7 separate regions of the Mus musculus genome follow, and all the other regions are linked to region 6. Evidence: chromatin loops called from intact Hi-C (ENCODE). Cell type or tissue: heart. All regions are shown on one strand. Region 1 holds the start of Ift57 (intraflagellar transport 57). Region 2 overlaps Gm4827 (predicted gene 4827). Region 3 has its middle 110 kb from the start of Gm4802. Region 4 overlaps Gm6936 (predicted gene 6936). Region 5 has its middle 120 kb from the start of Gm31494. Region 6 holds the start of Cd47 (CD47 antigen (Rh-related antigen, integrin-associated signal transducer)). Region 7 overlaps Gm4827 (predicted gene 4827).

Evidence for each region. Peaks named below come from ENCODE experiments on the same cell type or tissue, not always from the same donor. Only the 100,000 strongest peaks of a DNase experiment are listed, where the experiment ranks them.
Region 1: a loop joins it to region 6, with 6 times the contacts of the local background. A loop is called at or near these places in 13 of 42 quality-filtered maps.
Region 2: it touches region 6 in a loop (4-fold over the local background); 17 of 42 quality-filtered maps call a loop at or near these places.
Region 3: it touches region 6 in a loop (2.4-fold over the local background); 3 of 42 quality-filtered maps call a loop at or near these places.
Region 4: a loop joins it to region 6, with 2.1 times the contacts of the local background. A loop is called at or near these places in 2 of 42 quality-filtered maps.
Region 5: a loop joins it to region 6, with 2.9 times the contacts of the local background. A loop is called at or near these places in 3 of 42 quality-filtered maps.
Region 7: a loop joins it to region 6, with 2.4 times the contacts of the local background. A loop is called at or near these places in 17 of 42 quality-filtered maps.

Annotation. Positions count from the first base shown.
Region 1 is chr16:49,697,065-49,701,064 of GRCm38, forward strand. Ift57 (intraflagellar transport 57) reads left to right here and starts at 2,230. Exons shown (of 11, transcript NM_028680.3): 1 at 2,230-2,485. The coding sequence starts at 2,274. In heart, no CTCF peak of the experiment used is centred here; a DNase peak (open chromatin) is centred at 2,087; H3K4me3 peaks cover 1,719 bases; H3K27ac peaks cover 1,125 bases.
Region 2 is chr16:50,044,243-50,048,242 of GRCm38, forward strand. Gm4827 (predicted gene 4827) reads right to left here. Exons shown (of 4, transcript NR_045935.1): 2 at 1,524-1,798. Among named protein-coding and RNA genes, the nearest start is that of Gm32101, 3.4 kb to the right of the region's middle. In heart, a CTCF peak has its summit at 1,976; a DNase peak (open chromatin) is centred at 1,979; H3K4me3 peaks cover 796 bases.
Region 3 is chr16:49,520,818-49,524,817 of GRCm38, forward strand. No RefSeq gene overlaps it. Among named protein-coding and RNA genes, the nearest start is that of Gm4802, 110 kb to the left of the region's middle. In heart, no CTCF peak of the experiment used is centred here; no DNase peak of the experiment used is centred here; H3K27ac peaks cover 991 bases.
Region 4 is chr16:49,995,065-49,999,064 of GRCm38, forward strand. Gm6936 (predicted gene 6936) reads left to right here. Exons shown (of 4, transcript NR_045001.1): 3 at 542-674; 4 at 1,515-2,411. Among named protein-coding and RNA genes, the nearest start is that of Gm6936, 17 kb to the left of the region's middle. In heart, a CTCF peak has its summit at 2,133; DNase peaks (open chromatin) are centred at 967 and 2,147; H3K27me3 peaks cover 1,661 bases.
Region 5 is chr16:49,526,758-49,530,757 of GRCm38, forward strand. No RefSeq gene overlaps it. Among named protein-coding and RNA genes, the nearest start is that of Gm31494, 120 kb to the right of the region's middle. In heart, a CTCF peak has its summit at 2,490 (motif pointing right); no DNase peak of the experiment used is centred here; H3K27ac peaks cover 485 bases.
Region 6 is chr16:49,853,196-49,857,195 of GRCm38, forward strand. Cd47 (CD47 antigen (Rh-related antigen, integrin-associated signal transducer)) reads left to right here and starts at 2,466. Exons shown (of 9, transcript NM_001368415.1): 1 at 2,466-2,637. The coding sequence starts at 2,592. It also overlaps Gm4633. In heart, a CTCF peak has its summit at 1,997; a DNase peak (open chromatin) is centred at 2,396; H3K4me3 peaks cover 2,607 bases; H3K27ac peaks cover 2,045 bases.
Region 7 is chr16:50,034,574-50,038,573 of GRCm38, forward strand. All of the region lies in intron 2 of Gm4827 (predicted gene 4827), which reads right to left. Among named protein-coding and RNA genes, the nearest start is that of Gm32101, 13 kb to the right of the region's middle. In heart, a CTCF peak has its summit at 2,094 (motif pointing left); no DNase peak of the experiment used is centred here.

The sequences.
Region 1 (4,000 bases), 160 kb before region 6:
GAAAGAACCCAGATGCCCCTCAACAGAGAAATGGATACAGAAAATGTGGTACATTTACACAATGGAGTACTAGTCAGCTATTAAAAAGAATGAATTTATGAAATTCCTAGGCAAATGGATGGACCTGGAGGGCATCATCCTGAGTGAGGTAACACAATCACAAAAGAACTCACACAATATGTACTCACTGATAAGTGGATATTAGCCCAGAAACTTAGAATACCCAAGATACAATTTGCTAAACACATGAAACTCAAGAAGAACGAAGACCAAAGTGTGGACACTTTGCCCCTTCTTAGAATTGGGAACAAAACTCCCATGGAAGGAGTTACAGAGACACAGTTTGGAGCTGAGACAAAAGGATGGACCATCTAGAGACTGCCATACCCAGGGATCCATCCCATAATCAGCTTCCAAACGCTGACACCATTGCATACACTAGCAAGATTTTGCTGAAAGGACCCAGATATAGCTGTCTCTTGTGAGACTATGCCAGGGCCTAGCAAACACAGAAGTGGATGCTCACAGTCAGATATTGGATGTATCACAGGGCCCCCAATGGAGTAGCTATTGAAAGTACCCAAAGGAGCTAAAGGGATCTACAACCCTGTAGGTGGAACAACAATATGAACTAACCAGTACCCTGGATCTCTTGACTCTAGCTGCATATGTATCAAAAGATGGCCTAGTTGGCCATCAGTGGAAAGAGAGGCCCTTTGGACTTGCAAACTTTATCTGCCTCAGTACAGGGGAATGTCAGGGCCAAAAAGTGGGAATGGGTGGGTGGGGGAGTGGGCGGGGGACTTTTAGGATAGCATTGGAAATGTAAATGAAATAAATACCTAATTAAAACAAAAGAAATTTAAAAAAAGTTTACAGAAAAGCTGTCTGTCTCAAAGTAGTAGTTGAGGACTGATATAGAAGGTTGTCCTCTGACCTCCACCTGTGAGGCGTGCAATTACCCAGTTATCCTTGGATTTCTCATCTCCATTTTATTTTCTACATAAATCAGTAGTTTTATGTGTGTCTTTTATTTGATGAATAGCAATGTTTTTCATTTGGATACCTTTATTAGCATTAGAAACAAGGCTGATTAGAAAGAAAAACTCTTCCTTTTATCACAAGGATTTTTACAAATATGATTCAGATTTTAATTATGTCAAAAATATGATCCTGCTACATTATTTAGGGTGTGATATAAGCTGTTGATGACCCCTTAACAGGCACAGGGTTAATCAGACAAATGTTACACCTCTTGCTTCTGAGTTATCTTAAGAAGTAGCTAGGCAACTTCTCTTCGCTTCACTTCTTATCTTTAACTACAAGAAAGATTGCCTGATGCAGTACTTTATTGTAAGGATAAGTCACATCCCTGGTCAGTTATGTCTCCATGTGTTTTCTAGGTCAATACGTGCTGACATAATAGCAGAAATGTTCTTATCTAAATGTAAGTGCTACAATGCAGCACTTCCTTTCCAGATACTATATTTTGTGGGATTTCATTAGTACTCAAGAATTTAAATCTGCATGGGCTCGGAACAGATTGAGGCCAATGTGTGTGTGGTATAAATCTTTTCCCAAGCTGCCCTCTTCCAAGCAACCGCTTTCCTAATGGAGTGAGATAAGATCATTGTAAGACTTTAAGTCTTATTTAGAATATACTCGTAAGTCTAGCACTATCTAATAAGCAATTAAGTTAAGAAATAGACTAGCAGTCTTGCGGGTGGAATTTCTGAGGTAATGTGAACCTAAGGACAGCGAGTTTCACCACAACTTCCCACTTTGAGAAAATAAAACAAGAATCACTGAGCAAGCATAACCTCCAACACTCTGTTCTGCTTCGTTTCAGTCCTTTGAATTGCTACCTCGATGACCAGATGTCTGTTCATTCAGCAGCCCTGAGCAGAATACCAGATCCTGTGCTCCTCTTGGCTGTACTCAGCATGCAGCGCTAAATAGCTGGGGACCCTACGCCTTTAAGGCGCGCGGGAGAGGCGGAAGAGGTGGGGGACGATGCGCCACGCCCATAGGGCGGAGCTACCCCCTAGGCCAGGGACCAGCATGGCGTGACGTCACGTAAGAATCCAGCTTTGATTGGTGAAAATTTAGAGAGGCCGGCTGGGAGCGAAGGAGGCGGGTCTGGTTGCCGTGGTGACCGGCTGCCCTGCGGTTGCCTGGTAACGGTGGGGACTGTGCGGTCTGTGGGGTGCGGGCGGCGAAGGCTGCAGAGATCCTGGCCGGAGCCCAGCCGGGCGCTGGGGGTCTGAGCAGGGATGGCCGCCGCGGCCGCGGTGATCCCGCCGTCGGGCTTGGACGATGGGGTGTCTCGGGCTCGCGGGGAAGGCGCAGGGGAGGCTGTGGTGGAGCGCGGGCCAGGAGCGGCCTACCACATGTTCGTGGTGATGGAAGACTTAGTGGAGAAGCTGAAGCTGCTCCGCTACGAGGAGGAGCTACTCCGAAAGAGCAATCTGAAGCCCCCGTCCAGGTGCGTGCCTTGCCCCCAGCGCCGGGTGCTGGCTGGACCCCAGGGGGACGCTCCCCCTTAGGTGAGGCGAAGACCCCGCGCGGGGGTCCTTACATCCCTTCCTCTGGCTTCTGTGCTCAGGAAGGAAACTTCCGCACTGTGGAAGGTGTAGTTTTTCAGACTTGATCATTTTGTGGAGAAAGTAAACAAGTTTTGTAATGGCAGGGAGGACTGGGGAAGACAGTCTGCCCATTTTTCAAAACAGTCACGCACCGTCTACCAAACACAAATCTTGTTTTAAATATAATAAAATACCCAAAGTAGAAAGGGTAGAAAAACCTATCTCTAGCGATGAGCGCCCTTATCATTTAGATCTCTTTCTAGTTTATGTTTTCCTTTGCTAGACTTTGTAAACTAACAACTGTGAATACTTAGGACATTTCTGAGCAGCACTTGTTATGTAGTAAGTAAACTTGTGGGCTAATTACTATGGTTCAAACGACTTAGTGCTTTTGCAACAATACTCTTAGAAAATGGGAAGTGGAGAAGGCAAATGAAATAAGTGTTTGGAATGGCCCTCAATATAGGACCTAAAGTTCCCGCTTGCGGTAGTGGGGAAAGTTTGGAATATCCCCAAGGCAGAGCCTATAGTTGTCAAGAGTGATAGACAAAAGTCCCTCCTGTAATCATGGTAGCTTAGTGATAACTGTGTTCTATTGCTTTTTTTTCCCTCTAAATCCCGTGTTTGTTTTATTCTGTAAGAAGAAATTAAAGAGTTATTTATCGTACTTTCTTTTCCATCAATGGGACACATATCATTTCTCTTGGCAGTTTTAAGCTCTTACCCTCTTCCAGACAGGTCTGGAAGAATTCTTGTATAAAATCTGCCCACAATGCCAAGTTAGTCTGTAAAAGGAGAAAAATTAGAGAAGAAAGATCATCTTGATCCTGATCCATAATAGAAGTTTCTAGATTGGGATTATTATTTAAAATAAATTGGTCATAGTAATATAGATGGCCAACATTTTTGGTGGGGATAAAAGTGTTAAGTTTTTCAAATTTATCTGTCAAACAAAGGGAAAGTGGACTTACTATTAATAGTAATATTATTAACGAGCTCTTATTAATGCCTTGCTGTACTGAAACTCAAAGCTTGAGCAAGACACTTTGTACCACGGATTTGTGTGGAGATATTCTAGCCAGTAGGTCAAGGTGTCACCATCAGACTAGCACGTCCACATCACCTGGGGATGTAGGAAGAAGTTGTCAGGCTCTTGTCCAGGTCTGCCTTTTCAGAAGGTCTGGAGATAAAACATCTGTAGGTGATTCTGATATACCTTCATGCTGCCGAATCCCCATCACAGGCCCACAGTATCTGTCAGTGTCCCTTCCTCTGGCCTCAAGGAGTGATAATAAGGAATAAACAGTTATTGGTGGGTAAATTCCTTGTAAACCTGTACCTGAACATTTATACTTTCTGGATGGAAAAAGTTTAGAAAATAGAAGTATAGATCACTGATTCTTATGTAATTGGTT
Region 2 (4,000 bases), 190 kb after region 6:
TCAGAGTTACAGGAGATTGTTAGGTCCCACAGCATGGGTGCTGGGAACTGTGCCAGTTTCTCTGCAAGAACAGGAAGCCCTCTTAACTGCCCAGCCATTTCTTCAGCCTCCCTTGATTATTCAGCCAGAGACCTCAACCCATGGAATGATACCACCTGCCTTCATGACACACCTCAGCTCCTCCTTGGTTAAACCTCTCTGGAAGCAGACACATCCAAGGGACACACAACTCCCAGGTCATTCCAAGCCCAGTCAAAATGACCCTGAAGATAAACCCCAGCAGACTACATTCTGGCTATGGGAAAGAACATCATCTAACCAAGGCAGGACAGCCAGGGCTACACAGAGAAACCCTGTCTCGAAAAGAAAAAAAAAAAGGAATATCTGATTTACATTTTAAAAGACCAATCTGGTTGCTACAGTGGCAAGTGAAGCCCCTCTTTGGGGAAAGGTGGCAGTAAGAAACTGCCGACAAGATATTTTGGGTATCCAGGTGAAAGCTGATGAATGGTGGCTTGTCCCCGAGAGGAGCTGCAAAGATGGCGAGGAAGCGACAGATGCAGACTATTTTGGAGGTAAGCCAACAAGAATTGGAAGGGGATGGAAGATACTATTTCTAAATAAAGAATACAACAGTTCCTATCTTTAGTTCAAAAGCCTTTTATGTCAAATGATATAGCAGCTAATAGATCCACTCTAAAAATATACTTAATGTACATTTATGCTAATATTAAAGTTCTTTAGGCCTTTAAAGTTTTTCTATCATAAAAATAGTGCATGCTTATGAAAGAAAAATTCCAGATACAGAAAAACAAAAGTTAGAATATTATATATATATATATATATATATATGATACAAGTTTTTTTTTCTGAAAAATTATGGTTTGATCTTGCATTGTGAGGGCGCCAAATCAAATTCCTTTCTCTTTCTCTGTCCCTGTCCCTCCTCTCCCTCTGTCTGTCTGTGTGTGTCTCTCTCTGTCTCTGTCTCTCTCTGTCTCTGTCTCTCTGTCTCTCTGTCTCTCTCTGTCTCTCCCCCCCCTTCTGTCTCTGTTTTTTTTTTCTCTCTCTCTCTCTCTCTCATTTGAAAAACTGCAGTTTAACCACAGCAACACAATAGCTTCCTGTAGATCTATTTTGTGTATCAGAGATACCTTCCCGGGGGGCAGACTGGGGCTAGTGGAGTTCCACCTCTCCCAGACCTTAACTTAAGAACTTCACTGGCCTGCTACACAAATCTATATCTATTCCTGTTTTGATGGGGAGGAGGAGGAGGAGGAGGAGGAGGAGGAGGAGGAGGAGGAGGAGGAGGAGGAGGAGGAGGAACCCCAGTTATTGACAGCAACATTTGCCTGAGCAAGGATGAATAATTCAGGTCAGTGGGGGAGCTAGTTGGAAAACCTTTTAAAAGGGCAGTCAAGCCTGTGTTTAGAATCCAGCTGATGTGTGGCCTGTTTCTGTAGGAGGGCCCTTGAGTTCTGTTATTTTTAATGCATTTGCCCTATACCCCTCCGCAAACTCACCCATGCACTAGGTTCCCTATTTGACCTTGTCAATTTAAAACTTAGGATGCGGTCGATTGCTGCACGGGATTGGCGAGAGTGAGTGGTTAGGGGACACAGCAGGGGCACGGGACCCTAAGGTCCTGCGCAGAGAGAAGAGCCGAAGGCTAGGCTGGTCTTTCAGCAGCGTCCCATCCCAGGCTGGTGAGGTAGCGCGAGCCAGTGAGCTGTAAAGTGGCAGGAACCTCCGCGCAGCATCCTCTCCCCTGCCGCGCGCAGTAATGGATCTCTGCGTCCTAAAAGAGGAAGATAATACCGGGTTTAGCTTATAAATAGATGGTTGTATGCTCTCCCTGCGAAGCATTGATTGAGACAGCCAAGCTGACTATTGATCTAATTTTAACTTACATTTTAGCCCTCACGCTCCCGCCTTCCTGTCAGTGCTCCGGTGAGTGACCGGCATTAGCCAGTGAAACCGCTAGAGGGCGAGCCGCTTGCCTCCTGGGCTCTATGGGTCTGGCCTCTATTTATGCAGACTAAACAATGCTAGCCTTCATCGAATCTGAAAGATAGGAGTTTGCTTTTCTCGCGCTGGGATGACCTCATCACTGATGAAAGTCAGAGAAAAGCATAGAATTGGACGACTGGCAGCAGAGAGAGATAAAGCTTGCAGTTAACCTCCTCCCACTCCACCACTTCCACAGAACACCAGGCATGTGCTTCCTACCCAAACCTGGTGAAACAGTGAGGGCAGACGAAGGGAATGAGAAGTTCTCGCAGTTGTCACTCCTGTGAAACAATCACGGTGTAAAAAGTTCATACTGCCTATGCCCTGCCTTTACTGAGATGTCACTAAATGCCAGTACGAGGCCGACCTCCAGGCAAGTGACTTAATTTAAAAATATATTATTTCAGGCCAGCCTAGGCTAGAAACTGAGACCCTGTCTCAAAACAGCCAAAACAAACAAAACACTATATATGTGTGTGTATTCATTATTTCTAAACATAATTCATATTGTCAAGGTTTAATGAATACCAGCAATTTCATACTAGTGGTTTATGTAGCTCAAATCTTGTGGTATTAATAGGGTTGGGAATTGAAGCCCACCACTTTCTCGTTCATTACCTTTTGAATCATGGAGTATTGGATACAATGTGTGGGGGTGCCAGCTATGATCAGGTTAGGCTGATCTAGATCAGGCTAGCCTATGGGCATGCCTGGAGGGGCTTTTTTCCTACTTAGGTTAAATGGAAAGACCCAGCTCGGTGTACACAGTACTATTCTCTGGCATTTGGGTCCTAGGCTGTATTAAGTAAAGCAAGGAAAAAACCCCACCAGAAACAGAATGCATACCTCTCCAGACGTTCCCACCTCGCCCTGAGCTTCCTCAGCATTTAGACCTGCCTTTCCTGATTGAATAAAACATTATTCGTAAGAGCTAGTGGCTGCCAAGCATCTGTTTCAGGTCAGGCATTGTGCTTGCCATTATAATTACATTCATTACCTCATTAAATCCTCAAGAAAACCTATCAGATTCTATTATTAACTCATTTTAGAGCTTAAGAAGCAGGCTACAGTCTTTGCCTAAAGTGGAGTACCTAGAAAGGGACAGAATCCTTGTTGATTCTGTGAGGGATTGCCTAGATCAGGCTAGCCTGTGGGCATGCCTAGGAGGGGCTTTTTTCTTTCTTAGATTAATTGGTGTGGAAAGACCCAGCCAACCGGCCCGCTGTATGCAGTGTCTCTGGGGTTGAGTCCTGGGCTGTATTAGAGTAAAGCAAGCAAGCACAGGTGAATTTATTTCTCTCTGCTCTAGACTGCGGATGTGCTCCGACTAGTTGCTTCAAGCTCCTGCCAGTGTGACTTCCCCCCAAAATAATGGACTATAAGCTGGAATTGTGAGCTAAAATAGGCCCTTTCTCCCATAAGTTGTTTTTTTATATCGGGATATTTTATCCCAGCACCAGAAACGGAAGTAGGACAACCATCATGTTGCTAGGTAGCCGGTTAGATATTAGCAGGATGAGAGGACATTCAGGCTGGGCTACCTTCTCAGAATCAGCAACGTGGAAAAGCAAAGAACTGGAGCTTCCTCACCACATCTCTGGCCCTGGTGCGATGCTCTGAAATGCCAGGATATGATTAATGGGTAACCGTGAAAACCTGGCTCAGGAACTCTAAACCTTATAAGGTTACTGTATAGCAGGAAACCTTCTGATAAAGAGCAAGTCGCCACATAAACAGTCACAGAGGCACACACCTATGATCCAGTTCTCAAGAAGAGACAGCAAGAGGACCGGAAGTTTAAGGTCATCCTCAGCTACATAACGAATTCCAGATTGAAGCCAGACAGAATGCATGAGACCTCGTCTAAATGAACAGGAACAAGGGTGCACTAATACCCGCTCCTGTCAGAGTTGATCCAAGGATCATCAAAGAACACACCCAGGAACAAAAGTAGCTTGTCATCTGGTTCTGTCAACTAAGCTTTATCAAA
Region 3 (4,000 bases), 330 kb before region 6:
CCTCATCCAATATATTCTATATTTCACTTCGATTGGTTTGCTTCCCCTCCTGAGAAAGCAGGCTCATACCGGGAAGAGATTTGTGTCTGTTTTGTCCATTGTTCTGTCCTTAGCACTGGAGCGTGGTGCTCAGAAAGGGAAGTATTGAGTTAATGTACTATCCATTTTCTGACTCTATAAGGTGATAGGAAGTTCCTCACTGCGCCTTTCTTACAAAGCAGGGCTGTAGGCCTGCATGTGACCTGTATGTAACATAGATCTGGAGACTGATTCAAACAGTCTGAACTGAAGGTGAGGAAGCTTGGGATCCGACCATGTGGAATAGAATCCTAAGCCTTCTGCACGCAAGCTTGCTGTGTGAGCTTGACTTAGGGACACCCATGCAGAGCAGACGTGCATGTGGTGGGGGGTTTGCATTGTTGCACTTTAAGAAAGGCAACTTACCTCCTGTGTTTGAAGTAACCTCTCACATTCCCTCGAGTCTTCACAGTCATTTTATGAGTTCACATAGTTCAGTGGACTCTTGTTTGGTGAGGGAGTTCTCCCAGAGAGACTGCACTGGGTGGCCCCTATCAGAAAGAGAATGACATATATCTTCCTTGGCTATTTCATTCTTTCAGTTGATTTTCCAGTTGGCAAATGTTTGGCAGCTTTGTTACCAGTGTGTGACCTGAGGTCATGGTTTCTTACAGGCATGAAATCTGCCAAGCAACATGGACTCGCAGCTCCAGCACAATCCAGAGGTCCAGAGAGAAATATGAAGGGTGGAGAATGGTATAAAACAGCAGATTTATCAACTGTTTGGGAAAGCCATTCTCTGCAGTATGACTGGACACTACCCGCCGCAGGGAGCACTTCCGGTCTGAAAGGGTGTGTTGGGAAACCATGAAGGTTTCTCTGACTTTGATTTCCTTGAGCAGCAGGCACAGGCTCTATGTCCTCAGGCTCTTATGCTTTCTGTTTGGCTCTATTCATATCCAGAGCTTGTGGAGAACAAAATGAGAGCCAGCAAACTGCAAGAAGAATTGGAAAGCTATTTATACCATCTTTATCTTTTCACACGTAGTGTTTGCAGCACTTTCCGAAAGATGCCTTCCTGTGAGAGGCTGAGTGAGAACAATGTGTAAATGAAGTGACTGGGAGAGGCTCAGAGTGGCTATCCCACCAGCAGACTGTACAGGATGCTCACTAATTAGACTGGGGACATTTTGACTCTTGTTTTCTGGTTATTCTCTCTCTCTCTCTCTCTCTCTCTCTCTCTCTCTCTCTCTCTCTCTCTCTCTCCAGGCCACTGAGGATTCCAAGTGTCAGGTATCAATAAAAAATATGAAAGAGGCATCTCTGAACTGTCTAGATGTATCCTCTATACCCACTCCTGGTCTTCAGCAAACAACTGGAGAAAGAGGGGCAGAAATAGGGATTCAATGTACCCCTGAACTAATGATATGGCCATTCATTTACATTTCAATGTTATACCTTATTTTCTACCTTTACTTTCTAGTTGGATTTCCTAATAAAAGAGAGATTCTCTTGCTCACATGCTAATGCCTAGTGGCCTCCTTACATATAGTAGGTAGATACATTGTGGTGTTGAGCAGAGAGACTAGGTGTCACTGCCTAGTCCTCTCACATTGCAAGAATAACTTATCCAGAAGGAAGGGAAATCTGTGTGGGCACACATTGTTATAGATCCCTTGACAGCACAGGGCCAGGCAGTGTGGGTCTCAATTCTGGTTCTTGAGACTGAGTTGTTAGAGACGTCAAAACCTCCTTCCCATGCAGCAGGAGGCACGGTGTTGATAAGAAAGCAGGGCACTTCAAAAGCATCATCTTGGGCTAATTAAGATGAAATGAACTGCTTGCATGGCTTTTATTACTAGATAAGTGGTTCTTCTTTTCTGAGATGAGTCTGTCTGACACTTACTTAGAGCATATGGGGTCTATCAAAGGCACTGAGGAATGAGCCCATGGTGTACGTAGCTAAGGAAACACCCAGAAAAAAATGAAAGCTTGCTACTCTGTCTTCCGCAGGGTGAGAAAGCTGCCATGCTGAAGGAGTAAACTGATGCTTGTTAATGCCTGGGTTTTCCTTTTATTTTCTCATTGATTATTCGTATTGTTTTCTTCTTTAAACACATTCATTATGAAGAATATCAACAACAACAACACTATAATTTGGGAGGAGAGGGTATTGTCCCAAAGAATGCACTACTTTCCCATTGTATCTCCTCTTTGTTTCTTCATTACAGTTTGGAATGTGCTGTAATGAGGTGTGCTTCTTAATTATGTCCAAGTGTCTGCTTAGAGTAGAGCCATTCAACGTGAAATGATTTTCTGACGTCAAGTCAAAAAACACTGATTGAGTGACCTACTTTGTGGAAGATATTAGGGTAGGCCATATAATTTGAAAGCTACACTACAAGGACATCCACATCTCTTCTTTCAGTACATGTTTCGTTTAATTTTGTATTTTAGACAAGATTTTACCATGTAGGCTAGACTGGCCTCAAACTCACTATGATAGCCCAGGCTAGCCTCAAATGTGCACTTCTCCTGTATTTTAGTTACTTTTGTGATACAGAGATGAAAATGCATGACAGTAGGCAGGGGCAGCTCTGTCCACTGTGGTAGAAAATTGCACAAGCATTTTGTAAACAGGATAAGAGAGAATATTCAGAGAAAATGTGACTAGAAGTAAGAGTAGGTAGATACAGAGAGACTCTCTTGTGTGCTATATGGAAGCATTATCTGTCAATAAAAAAAGCTGGTGTCTTATTAGCTTAGAAAGGAAATAAGAGGTGGGAGTTCTGGCAGGGAGAGAGGATTCTGGGATAGAGTTGGGCTTAGGAGGAGATTCACCTCAAACTCTGAGGAAGATGGTTACATGAACCTGAGGAGAGGTAACTAACCATATACTGAGACTTAGAATAAACAAGATAAGAGTCATAAGCTAACAAACAAGCCAAGCCTCAGGTGTAGGCAATTACTCATAAATAATTCAGTCTTCAAGTCATTATTTCAGGACCTTGGGCACAGACTCCACTAAAGGATCTACAGCCTTCAAAACAGTGTACAGCCTGGACCTAAACATTTGAAATAGAAAACCTGAACCTAAACATTTGAAACATGAGTTGGTGGGGACCATTCCAAATCCAAACCATAAACACCTTGCCTTATTACGTGACTGCCTGAATGCTGTGATTGCTGGCCTGTGCCATCACGCTTGGGCCGACTTTCTTTATATTAGCATGTGGTTTTGAACTGTTAAAGGTCAATGCTAGGTCCATTCAGTCTATCCCTTTGTATCAATAAGAATGGCCCTTGAACTATAAGGCAGGGTGTTTTGTGACAACTCACAGGTGTCCCTTGGGAGGGCGGGAGGGGGGCGAAATCTCAGTTTAAGAAGAATACAAATATAGGTTTCTTTTCTTAGTAAAGTTCTCTGAGAAGAGTCTAAGGTCACTCACTGTGGGAGGTACCAAGTATGACCTGGATCCAAAGCCGTTCCATGACTTCTCCATATTGTTCACGTGTCTCACTTCTTCAGTTTGGAAATTTGTCTTCCTTTGTTTCTCTGATGCCAAGGAAAACTGCTATAAATCAACAAAAGATTAGGAACTTGTAAGTGTCCCACAGGGAAACATAGTTCCTATGTGTCTACTCTTCTGCTGCTGGTTTTCAGCCATGGCTGTTGATTTGAGAAGAACAAAAGTATGTCTTTCCTGTTGAGTCAGAATCCTGGGTCCATGCATTCTTTACATTTTACAAATATATTCCAAAACATATTTAGGAAGAGGGATACAAATATTGGTTAACTGAAGGAGACTCATGAAATTTATTGAGAGCCTAGATAGATTCCGTAATGGTAAAGTGAGTGTTGTACAACCACAGAGACCTGGGTTTGAATCCACAGAACCTAAGCAAAAGTTAGGCAAGATTGTTTGCGCCTATAACCCCAGAACAGGAAGACAGAGACAGGTGGCTCCCAGGGGCCTCCTTG
Region 4 (4,000 bases), 140 kb after region 6:
AATATTATTAATTAATTAATAATATTATGATTCATGGAGAGAGTGCTGCAAAGGAGCATATATTAAAGACATTAGTTCTTCATATCTGTTGTACCCATTATTAATATTTCTTGCCATGGTATTCCTCAGGAAATGTTATATACCCACTCCAATAATAGATTTATAGGTTTTGAAAGGAAGGTGTAAATGTCTTGCATTTTAGCCAAAAATGGCCCAGAGAAGCTGTGTATTAGTGCATGAAGGTCTAACTCCTTCTATTGTGGCTTCAATGTACATTGGTTTCATGATTTTATTTAATAGTGTTATCATTTGGAGCCAGCCTTTACCTCCCCATAGACAATCACTGCTGTTCACCATTGCACTCAAAGGTTTTGTTGAATTTGTCACATAATGTTCGCTTGCCATGAGTAGAAGGATACCTCACCCTACCCTCCAATCCTACAGCTTTAAGTCTTTAGACTTCTTTAGGCATTCCCTACATTGATGATACTTGGAGCCATCTTGTTGCTACCCTGATTCTCTCTCGAAAACTCTTCCCTAGGACTACACCCTGGGTTAAAGGCAACATCATCATTTGCCTGTACGGGCTGAGTTCTCATCAGTAAATATTTCATGTACCTGATTACTCCAGAGGGAGCAACAACGTGAAAACCTAATCTTGGAGATGGCTACAGGTAGGCAGTGGGGGTGGGGGGCTTATTTTCATCTTTCCAGAAGGGGAAATGATTTATAACTGTCAGAAATCTGATAAGAAGTTGACAAGTATATGAAATTGGTTATATAAATTATAAAACATAAGTCATGATTCTATTTGCTTTGTGACAAGAAAAACTGAGTAATTTTTCATGAAGATATAAACTAAATACAAATGGCTACAATATCCGAGCAGCTGTTTGCACTCCCTTCCTGAAAGCATCATGTGTTTGTTCCCTGTGCTGATGGATGGGTGCAGAGTTTGGACGCAGAGGAGGCAGGGTTGGGAGTGGAACGAAAGGTCCAGAGAGAAGCTGCCTAGAAACATCAAAGAGGAATTTCCCTTGTGTCCCAGATTGCTTGAAGCTGCATCTGCTTGGAGTGCTACAAGAGAAGCTTCTAGACAGAGGCCAGAGAGAAAAATCTCTCTGTAAGCCTTTTAAGCCATAGACAAGGCTGAAAACTGATTGTGGGTCTTCTCAAATGTGCAGCCCACAAGCTAATCATCACAAAAGCTGAGGTGGTAGCCCCACATGACCAAAGGTTCTAGGATACAGGGTTTCTTTTAAGTGATAAAACTGCTTGAAATCATAAAATTCCCTTCTGGATAATTTGATCACGGTAGCCCTGTATTTTCCTGTCAATTGACGAAGCAAAGGCAGATGCTGGCACTAAGTTTTTCAGTTCTTATCTGTAGGGATATGGAACAGTCACCCTCCATTTGCCTTAAGAACACCTCGTTGGTCCACTATATTTTGTGTATAACCTGCTATTTTTCAGATTTTTCTACCTCTGTTCATCTCTATCATCCTTCCTTTCAGGGTCAGAAGATCCAGCCTGTTCATCTCTGTCTCTGTACATTTTCAAGCCTAGAACACATTTTACGGAATCTGACTGAGCCACCACCCTGATAGTTTTGCCCATGACGTGAGTCAGGTGCTCCACCAACCCGTCAGACTAGGAGTGGTCTGTGTCTTTCATTGGACCTTGAAGGCAGACACTTTCCCACCAGTGTCTCTGCTTACACTAAGCCCTTCTGGAGCAGCCAACAGAATAGTATTTGCTGGCAGTCTCTTGCAGCCTTCCCTATAGCTCTCTCTGTGACTTCGTTTCTGGTCGTTTGCATTTTGCATGTAAGCTATTATCATTAACATTTATTACTGACCAAAGGCCACCAACTTGGAGATGCTGTTATTGCCCTGGTCCCCTGTGGTTCATAGTGAGCCACAGATCAGCAGCTCCTGCATCATTCAGCAGCTTGTTAGAAAGGTTGTATTCAGGCCAAGACCCACTGGATCAGAATGCGCTTGTTAGCAAGAAAGCCTAGATTGCGTCTACATACATGTGTATCGAGGCACTGCCATCTAGTCTGGCATGTCCCCACTCCTTGAAAGGCCCCTCCTGACCTCTATGCTCTATTCCAAAGAACAGTGACTCCTAGTGTCTTCCATGTGGTGAACATTTTCCTACAACTCAAACCCAGGCATGCGGCCAAACCAAATGTGAATTCACTTAGTGGGAATCATGGGACAGAATATTGGACATTGAGTTTTGTCGTTACTATATTTAACTCCTATTTCATAACCATTTTGCTCTCTCTGAGAAGGGTGGAGAATTATTTTAAAATGGTTCATCGCTCCATCCAATTTTATCTTAGTTACAGGGGCTACCTCGTTGTGATTTAAAAAAATGTTTCTGCTAGAACATTTCTTTTCCTTAAAAAAAAAAAAAAGATTTGTTTACTTTTTCATTTTATATATGGGTGTTTTTCTGCATGTACATATGTGTACCACATGTATGCAAGAGCCTGTGGAGGCCAGAAGAGCTTCAAATCCTCTGGAACTGGAATTACAGACAGTCGTGAGCCACCTTGGAAGCACTGGAAACTGACCCTTCTAGTCTTGACTACTGGCTGTCTTTCCAGATTCCCAAACATTGCATTTTCAGGGCAAAAGGTCCCATCACAGTTAGCCTTTGGAGATCTTCCTGCCTTCTTCCTCTGCTTTTTTTAGATTAATTTCTGCTCTGATATGGGCCAGGCCACGTAGCAAACCAGCCTTAGCCCTCAGTAGCTCTTGCAATCCCTGCCATTCTAGTACACCCCTCTTTCAGCGGCATATGTTGGATACTAGACCATCTGTAAGAACCATTTTTGAACATAACCTATACTAAACACTTGTTAAAAAGTGCCATCCTCTTCAGACCCAATTTGATTTGATGCAGAGACAGCGGCTAAAGCCTCAGCTTCCTGGTTCTTATCCTCTGGTTAAGATTCTGTGATTCCATGGAGAGCCAGTTTGGAAATCTCAATGCCTCTTGAACTGTGACCTCTGACCTCTGGATATTGTGTAGAGAATGTTCCAGGTCATATTTGTCTGTGATGATTTTCTGTTCTTTCAATGTTCTCTTCTAGAATTCATATGAGCCGCCTGCGAGGATCTCTCAGCAAGGGAGACCACCATGAAGGATTTTTGATGGGCAGCTATCTACTACATGGGCTTCCTGGGAATTACTCTCAAGTGGGAATCAATGAAGATTCTCACCGTGGGTTTTAGCAGTTCTCAGTGGGGTTTGGTCATTTAGAAAAACCATTAAGACAGGCTCAGGTTGAGTAACTGAGAAACATGCTGGGTATCTATCAAGTAGGAGAAAAAGTTGCATCACTCAGGATTTGGGAACTTTCATGGGGGTCTTAGTGCTTCCAAGAATTTTTCTTCAAGTATGTGTGTTTGGGTGTGTATGCATATGTGTATATATGTTTGTGTGTGTGTATGTATGTATGTGTGTGTTTGGCATGTGTGTTTATGTGTGTTTGTGTGTTTTTGTATCTGTGTGTGTTTGTGTGTGTGTGTGTATTTGTGTGTGTGTGTGTGTGTGTGTGTATGTTTGGGGTATGTGTCTGTGTGTGTTTGTGTGTGTGTGTATATTTGGAGTGAGTGTGTTTGGGGTATGTGTGTTTGTATTTGCATGTGTGTGAGTGTGTATTATATCCATATATCTACCCCCACATACCTTCCTCCACACCTGCATATTTAAGTGTACTGGACGAGGATGAACACTTGGTCAGTATACTGATTTCCATTGTATCACCAGAGAGGGCACCTGTCTGTATCCCTTGGCCTCCGTTTCTCCTTTGTCATCCTAACTGCTAAGCTCCTGGACTGGCGGCTTGCTTTATATTTCCAACAGTGTTTTATTGGAATTTATTTAAAAACTTTCAAGGTTGCAAACATGCAAGCAAAGAAAGGAGAAGGCTAAACCACAGGGTTGTTCATTGCCCGAAAAGCCTGAAATATTTATTCTGTGG
Region 5 (4,000 bases), 330 kb before region 6:
CTTTAGCCAAATTTATCATGAGAAATGGGAGCAAAACATAGAGGAAATATCTAAGTAACACAGTTTAGCCCCAAAAATGAGTGGGTTCAAAGATGCTGATAAGGATATAGGAGTGCTGCTAGCATGCTAAGGCAATCGATGGTGTTAGAAAACCATGCACTTTGTACCAGGATAGCAAGAACGATTCCTCAAGGGCACCAGAGGAACTGACAAACTCTTGCTCATTATGGGGTCAAAGGCATGGCCATATAAACTTGCTTCAAGACTCTCCTTTGAAATATGAGTCTTTGGACCTCAGCTGGCACTGAAGTAGTGATGGAGTTCTTTCCTCGAATCATTTCCCCTGTGAGTATGGACACCAGATCACTCATCAGATCAAGTGACTGTAGCCATGGTCAAGTGGGCCCTAGTAAAGGTCCCACTTATGACCTTGGTGCCAACCCCCACATAATACTGCTTCACAATATGATAAATGTCACAGTTACGGGGGTCATGAAGACTTCAACTTAAATTTCAAAATCAGTTTAGAAAGACAACAGTGGAGTCAGAGAACTCAATGGAAGCCTCTGTTAGGATGATATGTACAGCAGTGAGAATCCTTGGAAAGAGAGACGGCAAGAATATGCACCTGTGATGTCCCCTAAAAGCAATGTATGCAAGATTTGGTAGTCTGCCTGCGACAGTATAGAAAGGTAGCTGAAACACTGTGGTCTGGAGCCTAGAAAATGGATGTTTGTCTGATCAAGATATTGGGGCTATCCTCTTCCTCTATATCTTCAAAATCTCTCCTCCCAAAAAGTGAGTTTATCACAGGCTCACCATTGTGGTGCTCTGCTTCATAACATGTCCCAAAGCAACACAGCTAAGTGATCATAGGCTGAAGTCTTCCAAGTTGGAAGCACAAATAGATCTTTCCTGCTTCTAGGTTGTTTATTTCAAGTATTTCCTCACAGCCATGGAAAGCTGACTTAGACGTAAGAGGCTACACACAGCATGCAGAGCCAACCTGAGATAGGTCACGTGGAATGAAGCCAGCAGCAAAGCCAGAGAAAGTTTTGTCCAAGCCCTTGGAAAGCCAGTATGCTATCATCTGCCCAAGATGCAGGACATGGAAACTTGAGGTTCATTTGTCCCATAGAGTTTCTGTCTGATTCTTCCTTTCTTGACCCAGAATTCTCTCCTTTGGATTGGGAATGTCTATCCCATGCCATGATCTTACAGGTATGTTCTTTGTTTTGATTTTTTAAGGCTCACACCCAGAAGTTTGTCTCAAGTATCAGAGTAGACTCTGAATTTGTACTGTTGAATACGGCCAATATTGATTAAGATTCTGAACATAGACTTAATTTGCTTTGTGCTGAGAAAAACAGTAAGCTACTGGACCAGAGCAGAATGTTATAGTTTAAATCATGAATGTTCCCCAAAGTGCTATACCTTAAAGACCTAGTTCTTAGCATACACCATTATTGATGGGTGATAGAAATGTTACAAACTGGACCTTATAGAAGAATGGTACTGGGGACATGCCAATGAAGGGACATTGGGACCCTGGTTCTCCTTGCCTTCCTTTATCTCAAGCTCTGCTGGTCCTTTGCTTATGCACACATGCCCATGTTATTTTTAATGGATATTTTCTTTATTTACATTTCAAATGTTATACCTTTTCCAGGTTCCCACCACCCAAAACCCCCTATCACAGCCCCCCTGCTTCTATGAAGGTGTTCCTCCACCCACCTACCCACTCCCACCTCCCTGCCCTGGCATTCATCTACACTGGGGCATGGAGCCTTCACAGGACCAAGGGCCTCTCCTCCCATTGATACCCAACAAGGCCATCCTCTGCTACATATGCAACTGGAGCCATGGGTCCCTCCATGTGTACTTTTGGTTGGTGGTTTAGTCCCTGGGAGTCTGGGGTCAGGGGAAGAAAGTGGTCTGGTTGGTTGATATTGTTGTTCCTCCTATGGGGTTGCAAACCCCTTCAGCGTCTTCAGTCCTTTCTCTAACTCATCCATTGGGGACCCTGTGCTCAGTCCAATGGTTGACTGAGTATCTGCTTCTATATTTGTCAGGCTCTGGCAGAGCTTCTCAGGTTATATCAGGCTCCTGTCAACAAGCACCTCTTGGCATCCTCAATAGCTTCTGGGTTTGGTGACTGTACATGGGATGGATCCCCAGGTGAGGCAGTCTCTGGATGGCCTTTCCTTCAGTCTCTGCTCCTCACTTTTGTCTCCGTGTTTCCTCCTGTGAGTACTTTCCCCTTTTCTAAGAAGGACCAAAGCATCCACACTTTGGTCTTCCTCTTTCTTGTGCTTCATGTGATCTGTGAATTTTGTCTCATGATAAGACAATTCTTTTATCTATCACATGGCTACTACATGGTATTCTGCTGCAGTTCTGGACTAAAGGGAACTGCAGATGAGTCAGTTTTGCTGTCTCTAAAACTCTGAAAGGATTGCCTCAAGTATTTTGATCCAGTGACATAAGTTTACCAGCAGATGGAGCCAGTACTGAAATGTGAACATCAGGTGGCAGATGTGACATCAGTTCTTCAAGCTGCAGTAGGTTCAAATGTTTTCTTCATTTGGGAAGTTAAAGAGCTTCACATTGGAATGGCTGAAATGACAGCGGAGGGTGGGGGCATGAACGGCCCTATTTACCTGCTTACCTTTTCTCCTTTCTCAAAATAACATGAGCTCCACAGAGTACAGCTGGGAAAAACTGGCCCACTAAATAGATCACCTTCCTCCAGCTCTAGTCTGGACCACTATTAAGGCAGTGAGAACAGATGCACCAAGGTCCACAGAACTTAAAGAATTGTCCTCTGCCTGCTGGTATTTATATCAGAGTTCCAGGAAATTTGCATTTTCTGTAACTCCATTACCTGAAGCTGAGAGTCAGTTGGAAAGTTCAAGTGGTAGGTGTTGGAAAGATGTTTGGTTTCCTGTTTTGCACATGTGGATGTTGTAATGACTTGCTAATGGATTTTTCTCCTACTGAGAAAATTTTGGCTAGGACAGTTTGGCTGAGATGGAAGGACAGAAGACCAAATTGAACCCTAAGGTTTTTGACTTCCAGCTGGTGGGTTGGTGCTGTGGACCAAGAGAAATGTCCCTGTTGTTACTCGAAATGAGAATTAATAATTACTCAAAATATGGAGCAGGTAGAGTTAAGTTTTATAAATCACAACTTTGAGAGGATGTGTAAAATGTTTCCTACCCTCATTTCCTCTCACAAAGCTATGCCCAGGATAGAACATAGGATCCTTCAAACGACCTTCACATGCTGATCTCTGCATTCCAAGCAGAGGCAGGCAAGGAGCGTCTGAGCTGAATTTAGACTCCAGTGGATGAAGTTCAGCTGAGAACACAAAGTCACAGCAGCAACTGGAGGGAGCAGAGACTTCCAGAGGCAGTTGCCTTGTCATAGATTTCCCGGCTGTTGATATTGGCTGGTCCCCTGTGCTAAGGGAGCAGCTTGGCAGAAGGGACAAGGTTGGCGTCATGTCTGCCCATTCTCTGGTTTTGCTCAAAACTGGATTATGGCTAATGATTAAAAGACAGACAGAGATGGGGAGGGAGAAAGAGAGAGAGGGAGAGAAAAAGAGAGAGACAGACAGACAGAGACAAGGACAGGGAGACAGCGACAGAGAGACAGGGGTCAGCTTTCCCCTACAGGAAGTCAGAGCGTTCTCCCTTGACCTTGAAGCTGCAACCAAACATGTCCTCTACAAGACATTAGCTGAGCAAAAGGAAGGTTGGCACATTTTGGATATAATTGTCACACTGGGGCATCCTTGTAATCAAATCTTAAATAAATATACAGTTCACATAGCTTTTTCCAGATTAACTAGAATACCTCTATTGACAAAACTACCAGCACTGAAATATAAATGCTCGTCTTGGGTTGCTAACCCACAGCCTCATAGGTTCATTGACTATCACTAATAGTCACTGTGCACAGGTATATGCGTGTTTATGTCTGATAATATTATCTACTA
Region 6 (4,000 bases):
CCATATTCCTCCACTCTAAGGTCAGAAGTGATTCAGGGGAAACCACACGTCTGATGAAAACTCAAGGAAAGGGCCCAGGTGAGAGCTCCAGAGAACACCAGAATAAGTAACTCCAGGCCCATGGTACCTCTTCTGTTTCCTTATCTGAACTGGGCACAACACCCTACCCACAGCTTGTGTGGAGACTCTTAATTAACATAGTTAATGTGTGCTACCTGTGTTCAAAATATCTAATGTGCACCTATCCCCTCCTCTCTCATGCCAAGCTCAAAGTCTGGATAAAAATGTTTGGATCAATTGGAAGAGAACTTCTAAGGACTTTAGGTTCTGGACTTGGAGTTTAAGGTTCTCTCAGAGAGAAGTTATCAACTCTGCAGAAATTGCTATAGAACTTTTCTGGGATAGACTCAACCTCACGCCCCATCTCAAATGCCCGAGAGAACAGTTACCACCCTCTTGACTTCTCATCCAACCAACTTATGCCCATTCCATTTTCTGCACAAGAAGACAATCATATGGCCCCCGTAGCTCCCAGCATAACACAGAGCATCACTGGATCTCCACCTCTGCAGGTTGGGCACAGTGTTTTCCAGTCAGTAGTCAGCTTTACAGGGTTAGCTGCATCCAGGAACAGCTGACAGCCTTTTTTAGCCGAGCAGCTGCTCTCTGATACACAATGTCCCTAACGCTCAAGGTCTGGTGAGCGGTCATTGTTTTGTATCCATATCAGCATTAACCGGTTCCTTTGATAGTCGGAGGGTATCTGGTCTGCCATTGAAAACCTTAACCATCAGAACTCTTAAGTCACATTAACACATCATCTAGATCAATGGGGGTGGGGGGGAAAGGGAACTTTTGGGGTTTAAAGAATTGATAATGTGGAGGAAATCTCTCTCTCTCTCTCTCTCTCTCTCTCTCTCTCTCTCTCTCTCTCTCTTTCTCTGACACACAGACACACACACAGTTGTATACTAAGGGATGTTTGTTGAGTGCTATTCTCTGAGCGTAACAGCAATCATGTTCCTCAGAACAGTGGTGACTACTTGTGACTCTCAAGATAGGATGTGCTGACTGTGGATCTTTCCTCCAGGAAGGAGAGTGACAGGAGGGTCATTGAACCCTTACTTGAGATTCTAGCTACTTCCTCTTGCACCTCTCAGACACCCCTAAGTAGGTGCTAGAGTATGCCGACTATAGAAGGGTATCAAAAGAACGGGGAATTCATGCTGCGGTGAAATTTTTAGGTGTGGTTGCTTTCAGATCTTCTGCGCTGCTGGGTGGGAAGTAACTTATAGCAAGCTCAAGAAACCTTTTGGTCCAAGACTGACTTCGGTGGAATCCTACTTTAGTTTGTTGTTGGTACCCTATCTGGGAGGGAGTGGTTATTTCCTTAGGAAAATAATCATGAAATAAGGACACTGTCACAGCATCATAGACAGTGGCAAGTTTTATCCTGAATTGGATTGCTGCTACACTGGCTATTGAGAAGGAAATGGGGTAGAAGACTTTAAGAAGTGCAATAAATAGTGTGATAGTCTTTTAGCTCAGCTCAGAGAATATCACCCAGAATGGGCACCCATTATTACAGAGATCAAGTCCTTTTAGTCAAAGGACCTTTGCCTCAGGGTGAAGAGAGTGGCTTAGAGCTACACTTTTAAACCTATTCAAGAACTGAACTCAAACAGGTCAGAGGTCTACACAAGGATGCAGACATAAGCCAGTTTCCCAATATTGCCGATAGCGTCAAGGATCTGTTTACTCACACGGGGCCTGTCTGCCACAATCCTTGTGTCTGTCACCCTTTCTCCTTCGTGGTTTTAAACTGCTCATTATGCATGGAACTTGATTGCCCAACCCTGCTTGGGGGATGAAAACATTAGCCAACAAAGAAAGAAAAACAGATAAGGAGGTCCACTTCTGGAACAAGTCAGACCGGGGAGAGATCAGGGCCAGGGGGAGCCAGAGGGAAGGAGTTCCTCGGGGGCCAGGACCTGGTCACAGCGCCCTCTCTCCGCCCAGCCCTGCGGCTCCAGGGCTGCGCGCCTTGGGAGGGAAGATGGTGAAAGCAGAAGCAGCGCCTACACCGGGAGAGCAGGGAGGAGGAGTTGGACTGAGGTTGGGCGGCTCCGAGGTCCAGGGCGAGCTTGGCCAGAGGGAGTAGAGAGCAGCGGGGCTGCGCAGGGACGCGTGCCGTGAGTTCCGGTGAGCGTGTGTGTCCCATGCTCCCGTCTTTCAGGCCGGCCCAGGACACGAAGCCGGAAGAGAGCTGGCTGGAGGGACGGGGGCCGTGAGCAGAGAGTGCAACCCGCGCAGCCCCGGGGACAGGCTGATTCTTGGCGCTCTCCGCCGGAGCCTGCCCAGGGCTGGGTGTGAGGCTGGCGTCACGTCAACGAGCAGAGGCGGCCAGGCGGGGCGGAGTGCGCGTGCGCGGGGCGGCGAGCACGCGCGCGCGCGCACCCCCGGGCAGCCTGGGCGGCCGCTCCTGCCTGTCACTGCTGCGGCGCTGCTGGTCGGTCGTTTCCCTTGAAGGCAGCAGCGGAGGCGGCGGCTGCTCCAGACACCTGCGGCGGCGACCCCCCGGCGGCGCGGAGATGTGGCCCTTGGCGGCGGCGCTGTTGCTGGGCTCCTGCTGCTGCGGTGAGTGGCTCGGGGATCCCGGCTCTCAGGCTGGTGCGCAGCACCCAGGCGCCCCCGCAGGAGTGTGGGCTGCACCCCCGCCGGCCAGGCGGCGCCCGGAGGAGAGCAGAGAGAAGAGGAGAGGGGTGGCGGGATGCGCGGGCCCTGCGCACCCGGAGCGCCACTGTGGGAGGGCCCGGCGGGGCATCGGCGCCCCTGCCTCCTCCCTCTGCTCTCCTTCCCTAGTCCCTTTCCCCCCCGGGGAGAGCGGGCTGAAGCTCCTCACTCTCCAGTGCGCACACGTAGGAAGAACTGGGAACAACCGCAACTGTGCAAAACCCCAACTGCAAAGAAAGCGAGGGGGCAGCTGCCGCCCCCCCCATCCCCTCCTCTTGCACCCCTCTCCTTTCTCAGAGCTTTCACGCAGCATTTGGGGTTGAAGGACTAGAGTGGGAGGCCCGGGCCTCTTGTGATGAAGTGCGCATTTTGGTGAAGTCGACCAGAAAGGCTTTTTGCCCTACCGCGTAAGCACTGGAGCAGAGAGAACACGGTGGACCCAAGTTTTATTTCCCACCCAGCTTTTATCGAAGCTTTTTTTTTCTTTCCCTCCCTCTGACCGCGTATTTTTGTGGTTGTTGTTTTGAATCCTCAAAACAAGCTTCCTGGAAACACTTCTCGTGACACCCCCGCTACCCCCCTCCCTTGCCAGCACTTTAATATATTCCTTATTGTAGATTAAAGTTTTTTTTTTCCCTCTTCCTTGGAGCAAACGTATTTTAAGATTTGCCCAGATATTGCCAGTGGTCTAAAGACAGTAATTGCCAGGGATGCACCTCCTCTTTTGTAAAGTATTTTGCTGTTTATGAACGCGTACCTCCTTTGTAAAAAGCCGAGGGAAGAATAGGAATTTTTGTGACCATATACCGCCCGGCAAGCTTCATATCTGCAGATTCCTCTGCGAACTTTTGGTAAGAATCGGAACAGACTTGCAGCAGGATAACAGCAAATGTTAAATTTGTCTTAGGATGGATGCTAAATTAATTGAACCTTAAACTGATGGTTAACCTCACAATGCCTTATAAAGGCCAGTGTTTGGGATCTATTTCCAAGATGCCCTTAATACCCTGCCCACCACTTCCCTCTCCCAATCATCCTGGGTGTTGTAGCTGATAATAATAAAGACCTGTGTTATCTAAATTGTTGGTATTGGATGTTTTCTGATTTTAGTCGTTTTTACTGTGCTTGTTACCATCGTTATCATTATAACACTGTTTTCAAATACCTGTTGTATAATCAGAGAGCTTTCATATTGAGCCAGATACAAATCTGTTATAAAATGCTACTGATTCAGACCATGGACAGTGAATCTTGTTTGTCTGAAGAG
Region 7 (4,000 bases), 180 kb after region 6:
AGAGCCAGGTTAACCAGCTCCATCTTCACCCTGGAGATACTGAAATGATTATGAGACAAAGAGAGAGTTGGCACCCTGAGTTCCATGATAAATAAAACAATATGCAACCTGTCGGGTGGCAGGTGAAATACCAGCAGAGAGTGTGGCGTTTCCAGCCTTCTCCATAAGCTCAGCATGGACTCATCAACCCAGAGGCAAAGTAGCCAGGATAAGGGCCAGTGAGAAGGTTCAATGGGTAAAAGCACTTGCTGCCAACCCTGAGGGTCTCATTCAACCCCCAGGATCCACAGTGTGGAAGAACAACTAACCTGAGCGAGTTGTTCTCTGACCCCAAACATACACAAAGCCACCACCCCAACCCCCAAACACTTTGGCATATGTGCTTTTCAAAGCCAGTACTAAATAACCCAGAGTGAAGCTTGCTGTCATTTCCCTTCCAGAGATGCACCAATTTCTCTCCCGCCATGTTTGTACGCTTGTGCAGTTGCTTTGGTGATCTTGAGTGACACAGAGCAGAAATGTAAGCGAACCAAATCAAATAGGAAGTCTCCTCGGTCAAACCTAACTCAGAACCATTATCACACAGGTAGAGATAGCAGCGTGGCCAGCCAGCCTGTCACTCAGAAGGAGTTTCTGTCACTCAGCCAGACTCAGTCCCTAGAGAAGATTTTGAAAGGTGCTGTCTGGCTCCAGTGAAAACCCAATTTAAAGTACTTACCAGATGACCAGGCTTCAGCCCCTTGACTTCTCCCAGATGCAAAGAACCTGATGACTCTAAGACTTGATTCTGACATGACTATCAACTATGTTCATTATTCCCAGCAGGACACACAGAAGGGAAATGTATGCGTGTCCTCCTTCAGACATAATGAAACATTCCATGAACTGAAAACCTTGGAACCCAATTATAAAAACCAAATTGCTATTTTACTCACAAAGATAAAATAGCTGTGGTCTCATCAACTTTGCCCTTTGTAATTTACCTTATCTCGTGGATTCCTCAAAATGAGGAACACATTTGTCCTATTTGGGGATTTGTTGGTCACAGGTAACAGAAACTCAATTTAGTCCAAGAAAACAGGGCAGAATGGGGTGAGGGGTTACTGTAAGGTTATAACATGGGCTCCCTGGGATTATGCCCAGGAGAGACAAAACTGATATAGCAATAGTATCTCTCACTCTCTGTTTTTAATCTCCCCTCCCTTGGGTCTTAAGCCCACCCTAGTCTGAGCATTCTCCATATCATATGACTAGATAACAGAAGTGCTCAGTTATTAAGGACTAAAGTGAGGGACAGATTGCTTGATATGAAGTACAAGCAAGGTGTCAACCCCAAACAGTATGGGATGTCCAAGTCTGGGGTTCTGCAGTCCACTTGTCACATGGGGAGATTGAGATGCAGTTAGAAGAATTTAGCAAGAGGCTGCATGGCTTCAGAGAGCTCAGCATTCCATACAGTCACATTCAGCTTTGCATCGCAAAGCTCACTTGCAGTTGGATCACTGGCAGAGTATTTAATCTTTGTGCTTCAATTTCCTCCCCATCAGAACAGGCTCTCATGTCAAAGGTTTGTTTTTAGGATTAAATCGAATGAGTTCCTTTATTTGAGTCATCTAATTCAGTGCCTGGGAGATAGCAGCACACACAAAGCTAATAGCCTCTATCTGACCTTAGAAACCATGCCTTCACCTGCATCTCAGTTTCATCGCTGAGTTACGCAGAGTCTTCTGGGGTTCAGCCCTGTGTCAGTAAGCAGCCACTCCCAGACTGCCAGCTCCGAGGGGACTCTTGTCTCATTTCTTTTGCATCCTACCCTGGGCTGGCCAAACACATTGGTAGTCTCTTCAGGTTCCTGCGGAATTAAACCGGCTGAATGAGTTCACATGTCACTTCTCGTCCCAGCAAATCCCCTAGGATCATGCACCATTTCTTGTTTCATTGTATCTTTCCCTGGCTGGTTCTCTGGGGGAACAAACCTATTTTGCTTTCCTTGGTCTCCATTCTCTCTCTCTCTCTCTCTCTCTCTCTCTCTCTCTCTCTCTCTCTCTCTCTCTCTCTCTCTCTCTCATGCAGCTCCACCTGGAGGCGAGTGGCTTGAGCTTGTCAAAGCAATCAAATCCATCCTAGCAGAAAAAGATGACCCAGTCTAGAAGAGCCCTTTAATTCCAGATGACTCCAATTGAAGGGACCGAAGCAGAACTCTTGAGTCTCCGATATCTTGAGTGTGTCATCATGAAATCTCTTTGATACGGGTGGGAGATGGTATGGAGATCTGAACATCATTACATCAAACAGGAAAACTACTTAGTTCATCGTCTCACAATCCTTCCAAAGTTAGGACGAAGTCTGCATGTCAAACCAAGGCATTCAGAATTCTCTTAGACACATTGCCAACTCTGAAGACAGATCCAGCACCTCATGCATGAATGACAGGAAAGGATGCAGAAGGGAATTCGTATCTGACAAATGCTATCAGCTGTCTGCATTGAGCAGGGCACTTTACATTATGGAATCTCATTTCCCCAGCAACTTTGCAAGGCTGCTAATATTATTCCAGTTTTATAGATGAAAATTACCAAAGTTAATTGACTCTGGATATGCAATTAGAAAGGTGATGTACTGGAAACCAACAGAGGAGCCGCTATAGATACCAGATGAGTGTTACTTTACCAAACTACTGTTTTCCAAATTTTACAAAATGCAGTCTAACTACCCATTGACTGAAAGAAAAGACTGGCCACCAAAGCATCTAGCTGAGAAAGAAGAAAGGTAAGTCTTGGTTACAAGCCAGGCAACTGGGTTAACCATCACTGATATAGAAACTTTTGTACTCTTTGAAGACGCTGAAGGATCATTCTAGCATGCTTAAATTAATTGATACTGGGCTCTACCTGTTGAGTGACCATTGACAAATTATTCAAACTTGATAATTTCCTCACCTACTAAAAAGATGGATACCATATGCTGTTACCTCCCAATATGATAAAGATGAAATAAAATGGCTTTTGTGAAGTGTCCCTTGCTTAGGATTGTGCCTGGCTCCTCATACTATGCAAGCTATCATCAATAGTTGATATTTTTAAAGAAATGGGAACGTTTTTAATCACTGGAATTGCTGTATGATGGCCAGTAGGCAGCCTCTCTCAAAAAAGAGATGCGATTCATTTAGAAATAGCAGTGCATGTGCATGCAGACAATAATGCAATAATATCTTTAAATACAGCTTGTTCGCCTAAGAATATAAGAACAGACTGCTTCCCATTGGCTCTGAGCACCTCTCTTGCTTGTTTATGTTGTTAAATTGCTTAGCAACCTCTCCTCCAGGCTTGAGCAGAGACATAAAATTTCAGTCAAGAACAGAAAGGTATAGAACACCACAAAATCTTATAGAAATCAATCATATTGAAGATTAAACACAAAAATACTTTTTGCATACAGTATCTTCTCATGATTTCCCTTTTATTTGAATTCAATTCCTTTTCCTACCTCTCTCGAGAGATCGGAGCTGTCCGCAGTAACAGGGTGTGCTGATGGGAGTGGAAGGGACTTTGCAGGAAGGTGTCACTCATCAGTGATCTTATATTTTCTTCTCCTTCCCTTTTCCCCGCTGGACCAGTTTAGTAATCATGAGCAGGAAGACTTGACAGTGATAAACTCCATATAGGAAAGGGTAAAACATTCACTTTTATGTTTTCAAGGAACAAGGGCCCAGCTCTTGCTTCCGTTAGTCTGTAATTCATAAGCCTACAATTCTCCTGGTCCTGGAACTCCATCAGCTATAAATATTCCTCTGCCCAGGGTCATAATCTTCTATGTCTGATAGTTTCCCTACCTTCTACATTCTACCCTATATACCTCATCCGTAACAGTCTCCACACTAGGTCTTATCGTTGGCGATGCATTTTAAATCCTGTTTTCAAACAAGGTGGAGGCAGGCAAATGTTTAATAGTTGACTGGGAACTCAGCCTTCTTTTTCTACAGGAATCTTCGAAGGCAGGG